Linked DNA regions of Homo sapiens: region 2 is linked to region 1. A link is an interaction called in ENCODE POLR2A ChIA-PET data of the cell type or tissue named here. Cell type or tissue: Panc1. All regions are shown on one strand. Each heading gives the region's core, and the rest is flanking DNA. Links, peaks and the distances in the headings are about the cores only.

What was found. Peaks named below come from ENCODE experiments on the same cell type or tissue, not always from the same donor. Only the 100,000 strongest peaks of a DNase experiment are listed, where the experiment ranks them.
Region 2: POLR2A ChIA-PET joins it to region 1 with 7 read pairs; 5 of 35 experiments call an interaction of 5 or more read pairs at or near these places.

What each region holds. Positions count from the first base shown.
Region 1 is chr1:55,233,814-55,241,102 of GRCh38, reverse strand. It overlaps MIR4422HG (MIR4422 host gene), which reads right to left. Exons shown (of 2, transcript NR_146283.1): 2 at 6,926-7,289. Among named protein-coding and RNA genes, the nearest start is that of MIR4422, 12 kb to the right of the region's middle. RefSeq lists an enhancer at 300-799. In Panc1, for the core only: no CTCF peak of the experiment used is centred there; a DNase peak (open chromatin) is centred at 5,159.
Region 2 is chr1:55,172,669-55,183,099 of GRCh38, reverse strand. USP24 (ubiquitin specific peptidase 24) reads left to right here. Exons shown (of 68, transcript NM_015306.3): 2 at 4,968-5,133; 3 at 6,657-6,724. Among named protein-coding and RNA genes, the nearest start is that of USP24, 37 kb to the left of the region's middle. In Panc1, for the core only: no CTCF peak of the experiment used is centred there; no DNase peak of the experiment used is centred there.

The sequences.
Region 1 (7,289 bases), core at 3,290-7,289:
TCAAGTTGCTAATATTTTGTTAAATATTTTTGCATCTAAGTTCATGAGAGATATTGGCTAATTTACATTTTTAAAAGATCACTCTGGTTTCTTGTGGAGAACAGACAGAAGAGTGAGAATGGCAGCTGAGAAACTAGGTAGAAAGCTAGTCAGAGTGGTCCAGATGTTATCCTGGATTACAGATATGTCAGTAGAGGAGATGTCATTGGAGTCAAGATATATTGTGGAGGTACAATTAATTGAACTTGGGCCGGGTGCAGTGGCTCACACCTGTAATCCCAGCATTTTGGGAGGCCGAGGCATGCAGATCACCTGAGGTCAGTAGTTCAAGACCAGCCTGGCCAAATGGTGAAACCCTGTCTCTACTAAAAATACAAAAATTAGCTGGGCATGGTGGCACAGCTACTTGGGAGGCTGAGGCAGGAGAATCGCTTGAACCTGGGAGGTGGAGGTTGCAGTGAGCCGAGATCCTGCCACTATACTCCATCCTGGGCCACAGAGCAAGACTCCATCTCAAAAAAAAAAAAAACAGAGAGAGAGAGAATTAATTGAACTTGTTTTGCTGTTGGATTAGCTGTGGCTTGGTGGGAAGGAGGACTGGTGAAGGAAAGGGAAATATTAAGGATGAGGAGTACCAGGGAGAATAGACAGATTCCATTCAATGAAATGGGAAAGGCAGGAGGGGGAAAAACTGGGCAGGGCGATGGGATGTAAAAATCAAGAGTACGGCCGGGCGCGGTGGCTCACGCCTGTAATCCCAGCACTTTGGGAGGCCGAGGCGGGCGGATCACGAGGTCAGGAGATCGAGACCATCCTGGCTAACACGGTGAAACCCCGTCTCTACTAAAAATACAAAAAATTAGCCGGGCTTTAAATCTTCTCCCTAGGACAAAATTATCTGACATTTTCATTTGTCTTCTTTATGACTTAGATTAACATTAATTTTACAGCTTTACTGATCCAAGTGTTGGCCTTGGACTAGCAGCAAGCATGGCTTTACCTTGGAGCTTGCTAGAAATGCAGACTATCAGGCCCTGCCCCAGAACTGCTCAATGAGAATTGGCTTCTTATGACCCCCAGGGGGTTAAGAAATGTTTAAGAAATGCTGTTCTAGAGCACACTGCCTCTTGTTGGCTCTGAAATAAAAGAAAAGTATCTTAATTATTGAACTTGTCATTATACCACTTCCTTAAATGAGCCATCTTCATGGTACTCAAGCTATACTCCTTTTTTCTTTTCTAAATCATTCTTTCCATTTCATTTTCTTCTTAATATTTTAAAAAAGAGACAAGTACAAGAACTAGCCAGGCTTTCATTCTTCCCTTGTCTTAGCATAAAATGTAAATGTGCATAGTCATTGTCTCATCTGTCTTGCATAGGTGCAACTCGACAGAAGAAAAAAACCATTTGTTTCCATAAATAGGTATTTAGCATCACTTGGAATATTATCAACCTGCCCTAGGAATCTTTTATCCCATTCTAGTTTTAGATTTTCTTTTATGAAAACTTAATTCTTCTCTTTTTCTAAAAATACTTCAAGTTTTCAGCCAGGCGCAGTAGCTCACGCCTATAATCCCAGCACGTTGGGAGGCCGAGGCAGGTGGTCAGAAGTTCAAGACCAGCCTGGCCAAGATGGTGAAACCCCATCTCTACTAAAAATACAAAACTTAGCCGGGTGTGGTGGCAGGTGCCTGGAATCCCAGCTATTCAGGAGGCTGACGCAGAAAATTGCTTGAACCCAGGAGGCGGAGGTTGTAGTGAGCCGAAATCGTACCACTGCACTCTAGCCTGGGCGACAGAGCAAGACTCCATCTCAAAAAAAAAAAAAGAAAACCTTTAAGTTTTCTACAAAACATTTATTCCTTAATCACTGAATCAATATAGTTCCCTTTTTGTTCACTCCTTTATTCCTTTGACATCTAGATGCAGGATAAATCTTTAAAATATGGGTTGCATTAGCAATTCTTTTTTTTTTTTTTTTTTTTTTTTTTGAGATAGGGTCTCGTTCTGTCACCCAGGCTGGAGTGCAGTGGCATGATCACAGATCACTGGAACCTTGATCTCCCAGGTTCAAGAGATCCTACCACCTCAACATCCCAAATAGCTGGGACTATAGGCATGTGTCACCATGCCCAGCTGATTTTTTATTTTTATTTTTTCATTTTTATTTTCTTAGTAGAGACAAGTTCTTGCTATGTTGCCCAGGCTGATCTCCAACTCCTGAGTTCAAGCAATCCTCCCTCCTTGGCCTCCCAAAGTGCTGGGATTACAGGCATGAGCCACCACACCTGGTAGCGATTCTTATTTGTTGTTTTTGCTTACTTTTTGTGATGTAAGAGGAAAGAAAATAAAGAATTATCATCTTATTCTTGTTTTCCCTAATATATTTGGGATATACCATAAGACAGAATGGTTGTTTTGTGAAATGATATTTGGAAGTAATCAATTTTGTTCAGATTTTCCATTGTTATTTCATGTGACTTATTTCTGCAGGTAAAGTCTTTAATTATAATTGAATAAATAACAAGAGGAAAAAAACCCTGTTAAATCTGTAAATACCCTGAAGCAAAAAGCATAGAAGAGATGTGATAGATTATCAACCCTCTTACATTTGCTCAATAAAATAAAAATATATGAAAAGACATTTATATTTATTATACCAAAATTCTGTTGGTTAGTAATCTTCACTGAAACAAATCTTGTATTATGCAACCTAAATATCTTATATTACAGTTTAAGCCTATTTTGTTTAATGCTGTCTTTGTGGATCAATGTGAATTACTGGACAACAAAAACCTTTTAGCAAATCTTGGTTGAAAAAAGAAAGGGCTTTTTTTTTCTGATATTTCTTATCTTGACTTACCTACTTCTAAAACAATTTTCCCACTTTGATTTGTGTACAATGCTTCCATAATTTTTGTTTGTTTGTTTTTGAGATGGAGTTTCACTCTTTTTGCCCAGGCTGGAGTACAATGGCATGATCTCAGCTCACTGCAACCTACACCTCCCGGGTTCAAGTGATTCTCCTGCCTCAGCCTCCCGAGTAGCTGGGATGACAGGCGTGTGCCACCACTTCTGGCTAATTTTGTATTTTTAGTAGAGACAGGGTTTCACCATGTTGGCCAGGCTGGTCTTGAACTCCTGACCTCAGGTGATCCGCCTGCCCCAGCCTCCCAAAGTGCTGGGATTACAGGCGTGAGTCCCTGCGCCTGGCCCATAATATCATTTCTGTCTTGATTTATAATTACTCCTTTAGCATTAATTTTTCATCTTTTTTGTATTTCCAAAATTTCCCTAATACATCTGAAATAAGTATCCTAAAATGCAGCCTGTGGCAAGATGCACATTATATTTAAATATATTAATAATGATAGGGATTTTATTTCTTGTTTCTTTAATTGGCATTTGTGAGAAACATGTTCTGGTTTAGTTTTGTTCAAAAAATGGTTTCCTGAATAGTCTTTTAAGCTTAATCTCGTATTGAGGATTTATTTTATTCTATCTGGAACTATATATTGAATGCCCAATAGGGAGTGAGGGAAATGAGGCTACAAAGAGTGGGGAAACAAAGTTATTATATTTTTATTTCTTATTGTAATAGCCATCAAGAAAATATTTTAGGCTGGGTGCAGCGGTTCACACCTATAATCCCAGCACCTTGGGAGGCCGAGATGGAAAGATCACTTGGGGCCAGGAGTTCAAGACCACCCTGGCCAACATGGTGAAACCCCGTCTCTACTAAAAGTACAAAAATTAGCAGGGCGTGGTAATTTTTACATCCCTGTAAGCCCATCTATTTCGGAGGCTGAGGTGAGAATCGCTCGAACCCAGACTGCACTCCAGTCTGGGAGACAGAGTAAGACTCTGTCTCAAAAAAATTTAAAAAAAAGAAAGAAAAGAAAATATTCTAGGTCGGGGCTGGTGGCAGATGCCTATGATCCCAACACTTTAGGAAGCCAAGGCAGGAGGATCACTTCAGTCCAGAAGTTTGAGACCAGTCTGGGAAGCATAGCAAGATCCCGTCTCTAATTTAAAATAATAATAAAACGAAAACATTCTAAGCTCTGTTTATTTTATGTGTAAGTAAGTTTCTAACAAGCTTAAAGTGTGTTATGTTCTAATAAACCAAACTTACTTGGCAAAAAAGAAGAAGAAGAGCACAGGCTAAATAAAACTCTGCCTCTTCCAGCCTTGCTTGCCATCCTGCATTTTTTTGCTTCCCTAGTCTCTTAGGTGCGACCTCAAAATTGTCCTTTAGATCTCTGAATGGATATCGTTCTTTTCACTCAACCTTGAGTTCCTTTCCGGGCCTTGATCTGCATTTGCTTCTCAAATTGCATCTAGCTCCTTCGAGTCCAGGTAATACCACAGTTCAGTTGAATATAACCCTGGTGACCCTAACCCAGAAGCTCCACTGGGTTTGTTCCAACTCCAACAAAAGGAATAAACTTTCCATTCCAGGCTTACATATCTTCTGTAGAATGTGTCATGTAACTAATTTATGCCTTACCCTTCCTTCGAAGTCCTACTCAAGTCCTAGCACCTCCTTAAAGCCTTTCCAATCATTCCAGTCATTGCTAAGTGTTCCTTCCTCTCATCTCTTATAGCTCCAATTGTCCATAATGTTCATTTCTTTTATTTATGTACATTCCACAAACATTAATTGAGTACCTACTATCTGCCAGACACTGAGCAGATACAAGGACGCTGCTGTGAACAATGAGATGCAGCTGCCACCCCAATGGAACTTGTGGGCTAATAGAAGACACAATATGAAACAAACATTTACGCAAGTATACACTATGTATGTGTGTGTGTATAGATATAATATATACACAAATATATAAATATAAATATTTGTGTGTATGTGTATATTTACAAATCAAGGTAAGTGCTATGAAGAGAAAGTATGAAGCATTCAGAATAGACTTCTCTCATTTATTTTTTTCTGTGAATATTCTAGTTTAATCATCAGCTCCTTGAAAACAGAGGTCATCTTTTATGTCACTTGGTTAAGCTCAGAATCTCACTCATAGTAGAGGTGCAGTGAGTTTTTATTAAGGATGATAGTGACAATGAACACTGTTGTTTGGGAATGACTCTTAAGTACCAAGAGCTGAGGAAATGACACTTCTCTCTGTATCCCTGCAAAACGAAAGCAGCCTATGAAGCGCATTCTTATTGCATTAGTTTCGAACACAAGAAACCACTTGTTTGTGTTTTATCTCTGGCAAGGATCTGAAAATCGTTTTGAAATTCCTACTTAATTATCCCAAATGTACATGCACTTCCATCCTGTCTCCAAATTACTGATTTTTAGGATTGAGCCCAGTGGTGTGCTGGTGAATGTTCAGCAACTAATTCTCTCAAATAAATAATTGACAGATTTGTGGCATTTGCTGATTTCTTTTGGTTTAAATACTCCCATGGCCAATTTGAAGCCATCAACATACTACTACTAAACTTAGAGATGGGAAGAAATGCACAGTAACACATTTTAAAAATACCATACAGATACAGTAGACATAAATATCCCCAAGAGCATAGTTAATAGTAAAATGTAGCATTTGAGTATTATTTGTGATGGTGTTTGAGTATTTATTATCTTTTTGTATGCACTTCATTTAATTATAAGTTCATATAATTCAATTTTTTTTTTTTTGAGACAGTCTTGTTCTGTCGCCCAGGCTGGAGTGCAGTGGCGCAATCTTGGCTCCCTGCAAGCTCCGCCTCCCAGGTTCACACCGTTCTCCTGCCTCAGCCTCCCAAGTAGCTGGGATTACAGGCATGTGCCACCACACCCGGCTAATTTTTGTATTCTTAGTAGAGATGGGGTTTCGCCATGTTGGCCAGGCTGGTCTCGAACTCCTGACCTCAGGTGATCCGCCGCCCTCGGCCTCCAAAAGTGCTGGGATTACAGGCGTGAGCCACTGCACCCAGCCTATAATTCAACTTTTAATAATGTCTGTTTATCAGCTGGCTCACAAAATTCCTAAAAATTTAACAATTGGCTCCCATGAAATGGCTTCCTACTGACTGTGCAGCTTAACACACCCCTATATGTTCCAGATGGGATCTGACTGTGCTCTACTGGGTCTTTTAGTTACACAAAGGGGAGAAAGCAAAGTTGACTCTTGCTAACTGACCACCAACTCCAACTCCCTCCCCAGCTTTGCAGAACAGCTAAGAATTACACTGAAAGCTTCAGTGTAGCAAATATTACAAGTTAGATGACCCAAGACCCATTCTTGACCATTTTCTCCCTTGGCTACCTCTATTTACCAATATGCCTGAAGAAAAGGCCAGGAGAATTGAACAACTATTAGCCATAGGTTTAGTGGGCTCCCAGACTAAAACCAAACCCACAGATTCCAGATTCCAACATCAGACTTGTGAGGGAAAAAGATTTTTTTTTTTTTTTTTGAGACAGAGTCTTGCTCTGTCATCTGTCATCCAGGCTGGAGTGCAGTGGTACAATCTCAGTTCACTGCACCCTCCTCCTCCCAAGTTCAAGCAATTCTCCTGCCTCAGTCTCCCTGGTAACTGGGATTATAGTCGCACATCAGCACACCGGCTAAATTCTGTATTTTTAGCAGAGACGGGGCTTCACCACGTTGGCCAGGCTGGTCTCAAACTCCTGACCTCAGGTGATCCACCCGCCTCAGCCTCCCAAAGTGCTGGGATTACAGGCGTGAGACACCAGGCCTGGCCGATCTTCTTTCTTTATGCTCTTGTGTTGAGTTTTCTGTTATTTACAGCCAAAGCTATTCCTACCCCATACACACAGGAATTTTACGTCTTGTAGCTTCTATTACCCCAAGAGCTAGAAAGGGAATAAGAGGAAAGGCAACTCATATGCCAAGCATGGTGCTGGGTGGTTTCCAAGCTTCATCCTCTTTAAGTTTCACAACAACTTTATGAGAGATGACATTTCACAAAAATGTGTCATTTATTATGGTTGGTCATAATTTCTGTTCTTAAGGACTATCCCACAGCACTGAAGTTATGTGGACTTTGAAAAATTAATTTCAGCATAAATGTACAAAGGTTTGAACACTTATCCTTCTTCAGCAAATTAAAAATACATCACACAGACATTTCCTTGGGGTAAATTAGACAAGAACTGCATACTGCCAAGCAACCAAGGTTCAGTTAACAACACACTGGAAACACCTTTCCTTTTGTCAAAGTTTGCCTGGGTTTCAAGGAGATTAAGGAAAAGGTTGTCCTCCTCGGGGCTTGGTGGCATCCACTGAGGAGGAGGAGGCAGTGGCACTTTCTTTGGTGTG
Region 2 (10,431 bases), core at 1-4,000, 55 kb after region 1:
CGTATTTGTCTAGTGTACTTGTCTTTGGTGACTCTGGCATTTTTTAGGAATAGAGGCTAGACCATTTTTAGACTGTTTTTTGGCCAGGCACGGTGGCTCACACCTGTAATCCCAGCACTTTGGGAGGCCCAGGCGGGCAGATCACTTGCGGTCAGGAGTTCAAGACCAGCCTGACCAACATGGCGAAACCCTGTCTCTCTCTACTAAAAATACAAAAATGAGCTGGACATGGTGGTATGCGCTTGTAGTCCCAGCTACTCGGGAGGGTGAGGCATGAGAATTGCTTGAACCCAGGAGATGGAGGCTGCAGTGAGCCAAGATGGTGCCACTGCACTCCAGCCTGGGTGACAAAGTGAGGCTCTGTCTCAAAAAAAATAAAAGACTGTTTTTCATTTCGGGTTTTCTCATTATTAGATTCAGGTTATACATTTTTGGTGGGAATATCAAAGAAGTGAGAATTGTGCTGTTTACAGTGCACCATATCAGGAGGCACATAATAAGATCTCCCCCCTTGCTCCCCCTTAGATTTAATATCTGCTAGGTACATTTGACGATTTCATATGTTGTTTGATTTATTAATTTCTGTAGAAATTAATGATGGATATCCCATGGTAATGAACTACACCCACCTCAGAATCAGCCTCAACAGGCTGCCATAACAAAATACCACAGACTGGGTGGCTTAAACTACAGAAACTTATTTTCTTACAGTTGGGGCTAGAAGTCCAAGATCAAGAAGTCATTAGAGGCCGGGCGCAATGGCTCACGCCTGCAATCCCAGCACTTTGGGAGGCCAAGGTGGGCATATCACGATGAGGTCAAGAGATCGAGACCATCCTGGCCAACATGGTGAAACCCCGTCTCTACTAAAAATACAAAAATTAGCCGGGCGTGGTGGCACATGCCTATAGTCCCAGCTACTTGGGAGGCTGAGGCAGGAGAATCGCTTGAACCCGGGAAGCGGAAGTTGCTGTGAGCTGAGATTGTGCCACTACACTCCAGCCTGGCAGCAGAGCGAGACTCCGTCTCAAAAAAAATAAAAATAAAAAAGAAGTCATTAGAGTTGGTTTCTGGTGAGGATTCTCTTCTGGGCTGCCTTCTTGCTGTGTCCTCACCTGGCCTTTCCTCTGTGCACTGACAAACAGGGAGATCTCTGATGTCCCTTCCCCTTCTCATTAAGACACAAGTTTTATTGGATTAGGGCCCTACCCTTATGACCTCATTTAACCTTGTTTATCTCCTTAAAGGCACTATCTCCAAATATAGTCACATTGAGAGTTAGGGCTTCAATTGATGACTTGGATTTGGGGGAGTAGACACAATTCAGTCCTTAACACTGATGATGCTAGGGGACTTTTGTTTCTTTCACCAAAGAGGCTCTAGTTTTTACATCTACTGAGTACATTTGATGATTTTATGTATGATTTGATATATTAACTCTATAGAAATTAATGATAGATACTCCATAGTAATGACGTATACCCACTTAGGAATCAGCCAAGTGAAATTTTTTGTTTTTATATGACTTAATTCCACTTTAATCCTAAGGTAATAAATTTAAGCATTTCACATGTGTGCAGATTTAAAACTATGCTAAATTTTTTACTATTTGAGTCCTATCAGGTTCCTTTAAGTGAAATTGGCTTACTTATAGTACTTATGAATTAAATGTATTTCTGAAAAGTGTTACGCTTTAAAAACTGAATTTTTCCCATGCATTGTGATTCTAAGCGTACTTAGTTCATCACCCCCTCCTTCTACCCTTGTCCAATTTACATTGTCTTCTATGCTTAATTACCTTCCTGTTTTTTGTTTTATTTAGTTACAGACTTTGTTGGGGTGGGGGGAGAAATGTGTTGGATTTCTTTAGATATCATTGATATGGCATTGAAGTTAGTTTTCTTCTGTGTTTTATGATTTCTGCTTTATATTTATGATCTTTTTCTTCATTGAGGTTAAACATGATTTTTAAATGGGATTATTTTATTTTGTAATGATTAAATTATATAGTAAATTGTGAGGATATGTAGGTTTCCAAAAAAAAAAAATACAAACTAGTGTGCGTATTAGGCAATTTGGGGTCCTGTTTGCTTTGTTACAAATTAGCATGGTGAGAACTGAAGGAAAGTCTGGCAGTTACCCTATTAATAGTTGAAGCTTTATATGGATTATTTTTCCATTTAACAATATTTATTAAATACCTACTTTATGCTAGGTGCCAGCTTCTAGAGATACAGAGGTGGTCAAAAATAGATAAGGTCCATGCCCTTAGGCAGCTTGGTCTAGTGAGGGGCAAACAAATCACAGATAAATGTAAAATTACACCTGTGAGTAGTGCTGTGAAGGAGAGGTTGAGGATGGTAAGGGTATATGATAACTGAAGGAATTTGTCTATTTTAGAAATTCTGGAAAGGCTTCCCTGAAAGAATTAAAGATGTGTAGGAGTTAAGTAGGTTAAAGAGAACAGAAAGATGAGTTCAGGAATAGTGGCGTAAAGCAACCATTGATTGTGCCCGTAGATTCTGTGGGGATGGGATTCAGACAGCAGTTTATCTCTGCTCCATGATACTGAGAACCTCAGCTGGAAGACTAAGTCTGGGGATGACTTGATGACTGTAGGCTGGACTCATGTGAAGGCTCCTCCTCTGGCCTTCAGGGGCTGGTTGTCCAATGAGACCTTAGTGAGTCTATTGGACAAAACAACCATACGGGCCCTCTGCATTTAGCCTGGGTTCCCTCAGGACATGGTGTCCATGTTGCAGGAGGGGGTGTCCCAAGAGAGAACCAGGAGGAAGCTGTAGTGCCTTTCATGACCTAGGCTTAGACATGTCTCTTTCTGCTGTATTCTATTCACCGAGGCATGCACACACACAGTTCCACCCTGGTTCAGATCCAGGGGAAGTAAATGCCACTTTATTATGAAGAGAGACAAGGTTCTGGAAGAGTATGTGGGGCCAGAAATACTGCTGTGGCCTTTTGGGAAAATAGTCCGATACATGAAGCATTATGCCTGACAAGAAGCTAAATCCCAGAGAAATGATCTGGAGTGCAGAAAGCTAGAGAGAGACAGTTAGGGGATAGACCATTCAAGGCCTTGTAAAATATTTTAAACATGATTTAGGCTTATCTTAAGAACAGAGAAAAGCCATGAAGATTTTAAGGTTAACGTCAGATTAGTGCTTTATGAAGATCAGTATGAAGAGTAAATGTGTGTATGAGGCAGATGGAGCCCAGTTAGGGAGCTGGTGAAGTAATCTAGGCATAAACCAGGGCTAGGTGGTAGCTGTGGAGATGGACAGAAGTAGAGGAATTGGAGAGAAATGTATGAGGTCCAATCACCAGGTCCTGGGGATGGGGATGGGAGAACCAAGTGTTAAGAATGGAATTGGAGAGAAATGTATGAGGTCCAATCACCAGGTCCTGGGAATGGGGATGGGAGAACAAAATGTTAAGAATGATCCCCTGGCTTCTGGCTATGCTACTAGATGAATCTGGTGCCATTCACTGGGATGAAGAACACAAGAAGGGGACCAGGATTTACGGGGGAAGGATCATGAATTTGGTTTGGGGCAAACATTGAATTAGAGAAGATGTCAAATAGGCAGTTGCATTTGTGGGTCTGAAGCTCAGAGGAGAAGTCTAAGCTGGAGATAGAAATGTATGAGTCATCTACAGATAGGAGGTAATTGACATCTGGAGTGTGGATATGGTCAACCAGAGAAATCGACAGGAACAAAAAGAGAAGGCGGCTTAGCACTGGGGTTTGAGGAACTGAAGTATTTGATGACTAGGAAGATGAAGATGTACCAGAAGAGGAGACAGACTAGAACAGCCAGACCCATGGGAGGAGAACAGAGAGTGTGCTGTTCTAGGAGGCAGGGAAAAGAAGCCAGCATTTCAAGAGGAGGGAGTGGGCAGAAGGTCCGATACTCCTGAGAGGTAAGGTTAGGACTGAGACTTAATTGGATTTAGTGAAATAAAGTTCAGTGATGACCTTAACAGTAGCCATTTTGGAGAATAGGGACTCTGGAATCCAGATTGGGGTGTTGTCAGGAATGAGTCAGTGGTGTGGAGATGAAGATGGCAAATATAGATACCTCTTTGAAGAATTTATCCCCTCAGTGAGAAAAGAAATGTGAAGACAGGAGGGTTGTTGATGAAGGCAAGCATTTGATATTTTATCATGAGAAATGGGCAGTTTTTTGTTGTTGTTGTTGTTTGTTTTGTTTTGTTTTGTAGAGAGACAGGCTCTCACTCTGTTGCTCAGGCTGGTCTTGAACTCCTGAGCTCAAGTGATCCTCCCACCTCAGCCTCCCAAAGTGCTAGGGTTACAGGCATGAGCCACCATGTCCGGCCTAGACAGTTCTTTTTATTTATTTATTTATTTATTTATTTATTTATTTATTTATTTATTTATTTATTTTGAGACGGAGTCTCACTCTGTTGCCCAGGCTGGAGTACAGTGGTGCAATCTCAGCTCTCTGCTCACTGCAAGCTCCGCCTCCCGGGTTCACGCCATTCTCCTGCCTCAGCCTCCCGAGTAGCTGGGACTACAGGCGCCCGCCACTACACCTGGCTAATTTTTTTGTATTTTTAATAGAGACGGGGTTTCACCGTGTTAGCCACGATGGTCTCGATCTCCTGACCTCGTGATCCACCCGTCTCGGCCTCCCAAAGTGCTGGGATTACAGGTGTGAGCCACTGCGCCCGGCCTGGACAGTTCATTTTTAACGAAAGAGATGAGGTCACCTTCTAAGCGAGCGAGTAGAGATGCCAAAATGATAAAAGTTGAGAATATTTGAGATATTCTTGGTGAAAGATGTGATTATAGGAAAGAAAGGTAGAATCCATGCTATTGGTATTAATAGCTACCATTGATTCAGTATCTGCTCTGTGTTACATAGGAAATTTTTAGAGTAATCACTAATTAGTTTTATTTGCTTTTTATCTTAATCCCTTTTCGTCAGAAGAATGATGAGAATGGAAACTGCTCAGGGGAAGGAATTGAATTCCCTACAACAAATTTATATGAACTGGAAAGCCGTGTTTTGACTGATCATTGGTCCATCCCTTACAAGCGAGAAGAATCACTAGGCAAATGCCTGTTGGCATCTACCTACCTAGCAAGACTTGGTAAGTTTTCAGACCTTAGAACACATGAGGACATTTGTTTCATAGAAGGCCTGAGTTTAATCTTAGCCTTTGTTGTTGCCTAGCTGTGTGTTATTGGACAGATCATTTATTCTCTTAGTCTTCACTTATCTCCTGCAGAAGAAAAGCTTTGAACCAAATTAATTGTTTTCTTCTACCTTTGATAGAGTATAAGATTATTTAAAATATAATTGAAAAGCTTAATGGAAATTGAAATTAACTTTTTCCACAGAAGCTTGGAGTACTTTAAATTAAGGCTCATCAATTCAACAGCTTTTTTTTTAAGAGAAGAAAGTTATATTTATTTAACAAACTTGTGCTTATTAAGTACCTGACATTGTTTTAAGCTTTATAAATATCAAGCTATTAAAATAATAAAATATCAATAGGTTGGAAGAGTGGGTGTCAGTATGAACACCTGTACTAAAAAAAGAGAAAATAACTTATTTTTTCATATTGAATTCAGTTATGAAATGAATATGGCCAGAATATGGTGTATTTCTGACTGGCTTCTCAGCAGTAGCATTTATTGAGCACCTGTTAGGATCTAGGTACTATGCTAGGCAGTGGGTCTGAAAAAAAGAGAGTGTGTTTAGCAGTATTCCCAATGATAAGCAAAACCTATTATTGAGTTTAATAAAGAAATGTACTTTTTCCAAAAGATGATTTTACAGGGAACTTATTCATTAACTTAGCAAGTATTTATCACTTACTATGTGAATTGTGCCAGACACAAATCTGTGTAATGGAGTTCATTGGTTTGTTTTAGGGAAGAAGAGTAATTTAGGCATTTATTGCAAATATTTGTGTGGTTTTTTGGTTTTTGTTTTTGTTTTTGTTGTTTTTTTTTTTTTGGTTTTTGATTTTTGAGACAGGGTTGCTTAGGCTGCAGTGCAATGGCGTAGTCATGTCTCACTGCAGCCTCAACCTCCCAGGCTTAAGTGATCCTCCTACCTCAGCCTCCCAAGTAGCCGGGACAACAGGCAAGCACCACCACACCCAGCTTTTTATTTTTTGTAGGGACGGGGTTTCACTGTGTCGCCCAGGCTGGTCTCAAACTCTTGGGCTCAAGTGATCCTCTTGCCTCGGCCTCCCAAAGTTCTGGGATTAGAAAATATTTGTGTTTCTATAGAACTTTTTAGGGAAATAATAATGGCTAGTAAGTAGCTGCTGTTGGTGTTTTATTAGCTATTTAATCAGATCATTGAAGTTACTCTGACATGGAAATGTAAGTTCAATCATTTCAGTTCAATTGGTATTTATTTAATCTAATGCTATGGTTATTTCTCAGCCTTTCCTTCATCAAAGGTATATATTCTACTTTTAATAATTTCGTAAGAACTAAGGTTCCTATGACATAGTTCCATATGTATGGATTTAGAATGATGTATATGATTTTTACGAACTACCAAAGACCTAAATAACGTGTATTATTTCATTCATTTTACTAAGGTCTTTCTGAGTCTGACTTAAATAAAGTATATTATTTCATGCATTTTACTAAGGTCTTTCCGAGTCTGATGAGAATTGTAGAAGGTTTATGGACAGGTGTATGCCTGAAGCATTTAAAAAGGTAAGAAAAATGTGCTGCTGTGATATTTTGTGTGTGTCGGGGTGGGGGCAGGGTGAAGGAAGAGAAGCTTTTTGTTTTAATTTTAGTTTTTTATGTATAAGACCAGTTTATGAATCTTGTTTAACTGAGGAATCCTCTAATATGAAAAACGGAACTCTGAATTTGGGGCTTATAAATGATTTACTTCTTTTATATTGTCTGTATGTGTCTTTGGTTAAATATAACTTTTATTAATAATAAATACTTCCTACTATTTAATTGCTAAAGAATAGATTAAGACTTAATTATACTAGACTTAATAGATTAAGACTTAATTATACTAGGATATTGCACATATTAGTAAACAAAGGCTTGTGGCACTTAGAAAGACAGTATACACTTATCAAAATATGAGCCATTTTAAGTGTGTGAGACAGGAGAAGACATTTTAAACTACTAAAAGATTGACTAGGTATTCTCACTGACATGCATAAGGCACCATCTCTATTAGAGCCAGAGTGATATGCCTACTTCCATTTGGGTCACATCTCTTAGAAAGCAGTGTTTCTTAACAATGGGAATGGGAGATCACAAGAATTGTGTTTCTAAAAACAGACTGAATCAGCCTCCCTTTTTAGCAGATGAGCCTTGAATCCTCATTAGAGCAAGGACTGTGTCTGTTAACATACTGCCCTTTCCCCCAGCATATAACTAAGTGCCTAGCTCATAGAAAGAGCTCAGAAAAGTTGCAATGAATGATTCTTTTGCTGGCTTAACTGCTGGATTTTGACACCCATTTTTGTCCAATATGTAAATAAGTCACTAGAACTACAGATGGGTAATGTTTGCGTTTATCTTAAGACCCAGTTAAGGCCGGGTGCAATTGCTCACGCCTGTAATCCCAGCACCTTGGGAGGCCAAGGCAGGCAGATCACAAGGTTAGGAGTTCAAGACCAGCCTGGCCAACATAGTGAAACCCTATCTCTACTAAAAATGCAAAAAATTAGCTGGGCCTGGTGGTGGGCACCTATAATCCCAGCTACGCAGGAGGCTGAGGCAGGAGAATCTGTTGAACCCGGGAGGTGGAGGTTGCAGTGAGCCAAGATCACACCATTGCACTCCAGCCCGCGTGACAGTGCGAGGCTCCGTCTCAAAAAAAAAAAAAAAAAAAAAAAAAGAGACCCAGTAAAACAAAGAGTTCATTTGCAAATAGTTATTCCCAGTTGCATTTTGGTAGGCAGAATCTCCCTTGATTCAAGCCTTAAAAAATATATATATAATTAATTTTAGAAGCAAAAGTAGCTTCATTTTTTAAAAAATGGAGAAATCTTTTCAAATTGTCATTTGGGCAAAGATTATATGAAATGAAGATTTATCTTCATTTTAGATTAGCTCATCCATCAGTTTGTAGTTTAAAATAATTTTAAGCTTTTAAGAATTACAGCAGCTTTTAAAAAATCCAAAATTGGCTAGGCCCAGTGCTTCGCACTATAATCCCAGCACTTTGTGAGGCCAAAAGCGGGAGGACATCTTGAGGCCAGGAGTTTCAGACCAGCCTGGGCAACATGTGAGACCCCTGTCTCTACAAAATTTAAAAAAAGTAAAATAAAAATAGCAAAATTGTTATATTGTAACATACTGTGACACACATCACAGTGGATGCATAAACTTAAAAGGAAAAGTGTATTCAGAGTTGTGGAAAAGGACTTATTCAAGGTTGAGGATCTCCAGATCCAGAAATCCGTGTATCCAGTCCATTCACCAGCAAGTTGCATATTTGGAATATAATACTCTAACTCTGTACAGAGATACTTCAGAAAACTGTTTTGTCTCATGCCTTCAGCTGTTAGGAGCAGTATAATAAATGGTCACATGGTTGGTCATTTTTCTGTAAAACTGTGAGTACAAAGGTACCATGCCTTATATTATTCAGTTTTGTTAAAGTAAAAATATTAAATTCTTTTGCACTTTAGAGCTATTAAAAAGGTTCTCCTCCCCGTCAATTAGGCATACTTTCTTTTATTAAATCAGAAGAGCTAGAGTTCTGTGTGCCTTTAGGCTTGTCTGCCAGAAAACTCAGTAGGATTTGATATAATTGGTACTACTTACCTAGCTGTGTTTCTCGGTTCGATGACCATCCCTCTCCCCAATTCCCCAGGCTTTTCTCACGAGCTGTCACACATTTTCTTTTAGAAGTAAGGGTATGAATGATATGTGATTACATAAATAAGGTGCACAAAGGAGCTTTGTTGTCATTTCCACCTTCTTCACCTTTTACCTTCAGGCTAGCCTGGATTTTTACTAGTGTATTCAGGCAGAGAAGATAATTCAGGTTTGACCATAGTGCATGGTTATGTTTAAACCTTGTGTGCATCTTCTTCACAAGGTACTGCCTGCCTTTCCCTATCTCTTCTAGAATGTAGGCAGAATTGCATTTTCAAAGTGAAAAATGAGCAAATGGAATGGTGCCAGAGGGATTGCTGCTTAATCCACATACATTTTTATTTTGTAGTCACTTGAAGCTTCTTAATTGGTAATCTCTGCTTTGTTTTGCTTTATTATTTAATTTTTAACTATAGGAGGAATATATAGTCAGGCAAAAAAAATTCTGCAAAAAATAGTAACTTACTGGTTTACATAAAATCAGTCTTATGACTTCTGCTAATTTGAGCAAGTAGTGCGGCTAATTAGTATTTAGAAAATCTGGAACCGAGGTTTTTCTCTGCAGCTATTACAGTTTGGGCTCTTCCAGCCTGCTCTTTTTAAAGAGGTTCTCAGTGAAGCCAAGATGAAATTTTTGTTGTATAGTATTTTCCCTTTGAATATTTGTTGCATAGTATTTTCCCTTTGAAAAATCTTACAAAAACATGAAACCACCATACCAATTTAAGTGAAATCCTTTGATTTTTCATTTCTTGTTCTGGCACTTGTTCTACACTTCCCCAAAGACCAGAAGACTGAGAATTAAGGGCATTCAATTTCTCTACTTTTTAAGGAATCTAAGAAAGTATCTAATTATAAGATTTGTACCATTGTTTTATATTTGATGTTTTATGTTTAAGAAACATAGCTACAAAGTAAACAGTTTAATGTCTTAAAACTTAGAGCTAATTTAGATTTGCTTAAACAATTAAAAAAAAATATTATTTTGTACATACCAAAAAGGAAAATGTAAGCCAAATAAACTGTTAAGATATTTCTAAGATTTTTTTTCACATTCTGAGTCCTGCTGTCATCTAGTCAACAGGTAGAAAAAAATTATCCTATTTCTGAGATGTTAAAAAATATTAAAAGGATATGTATGTTAGAATCCGTGCAATACAGCATTCATTTCTTAGGTTCCAGAAATATTAATATGGACAGCCAGCCATCAAGATATATTAATAATGCCTTACCATTTATAAAATGCTTTTATATTTGTTATATCTTTTAATCCTCATAACATTTGTATGAAGTAGGTAAGAGTTATGCCTCTTTAGAGATAAGAGAACTGAGCCGTTGAGAACTCAGGTAAATTTGTTCAAGGCCACACAGCTAGAAAACAGTAATACTGGAATTGATCTCAGGTTTTTACCTTGCTCGGCACCATTTGACCTACCCTTGTAATTATGAAAAGTAGAGGACCAAATAAAATTTTTCTTTTAAACAAAGTGCTTTCATGCAAGAGAATTAAAATTCAAAAGCAAAACTCTGTATTGACTTTGAAATAAATGGGCAAGTAGATGAAC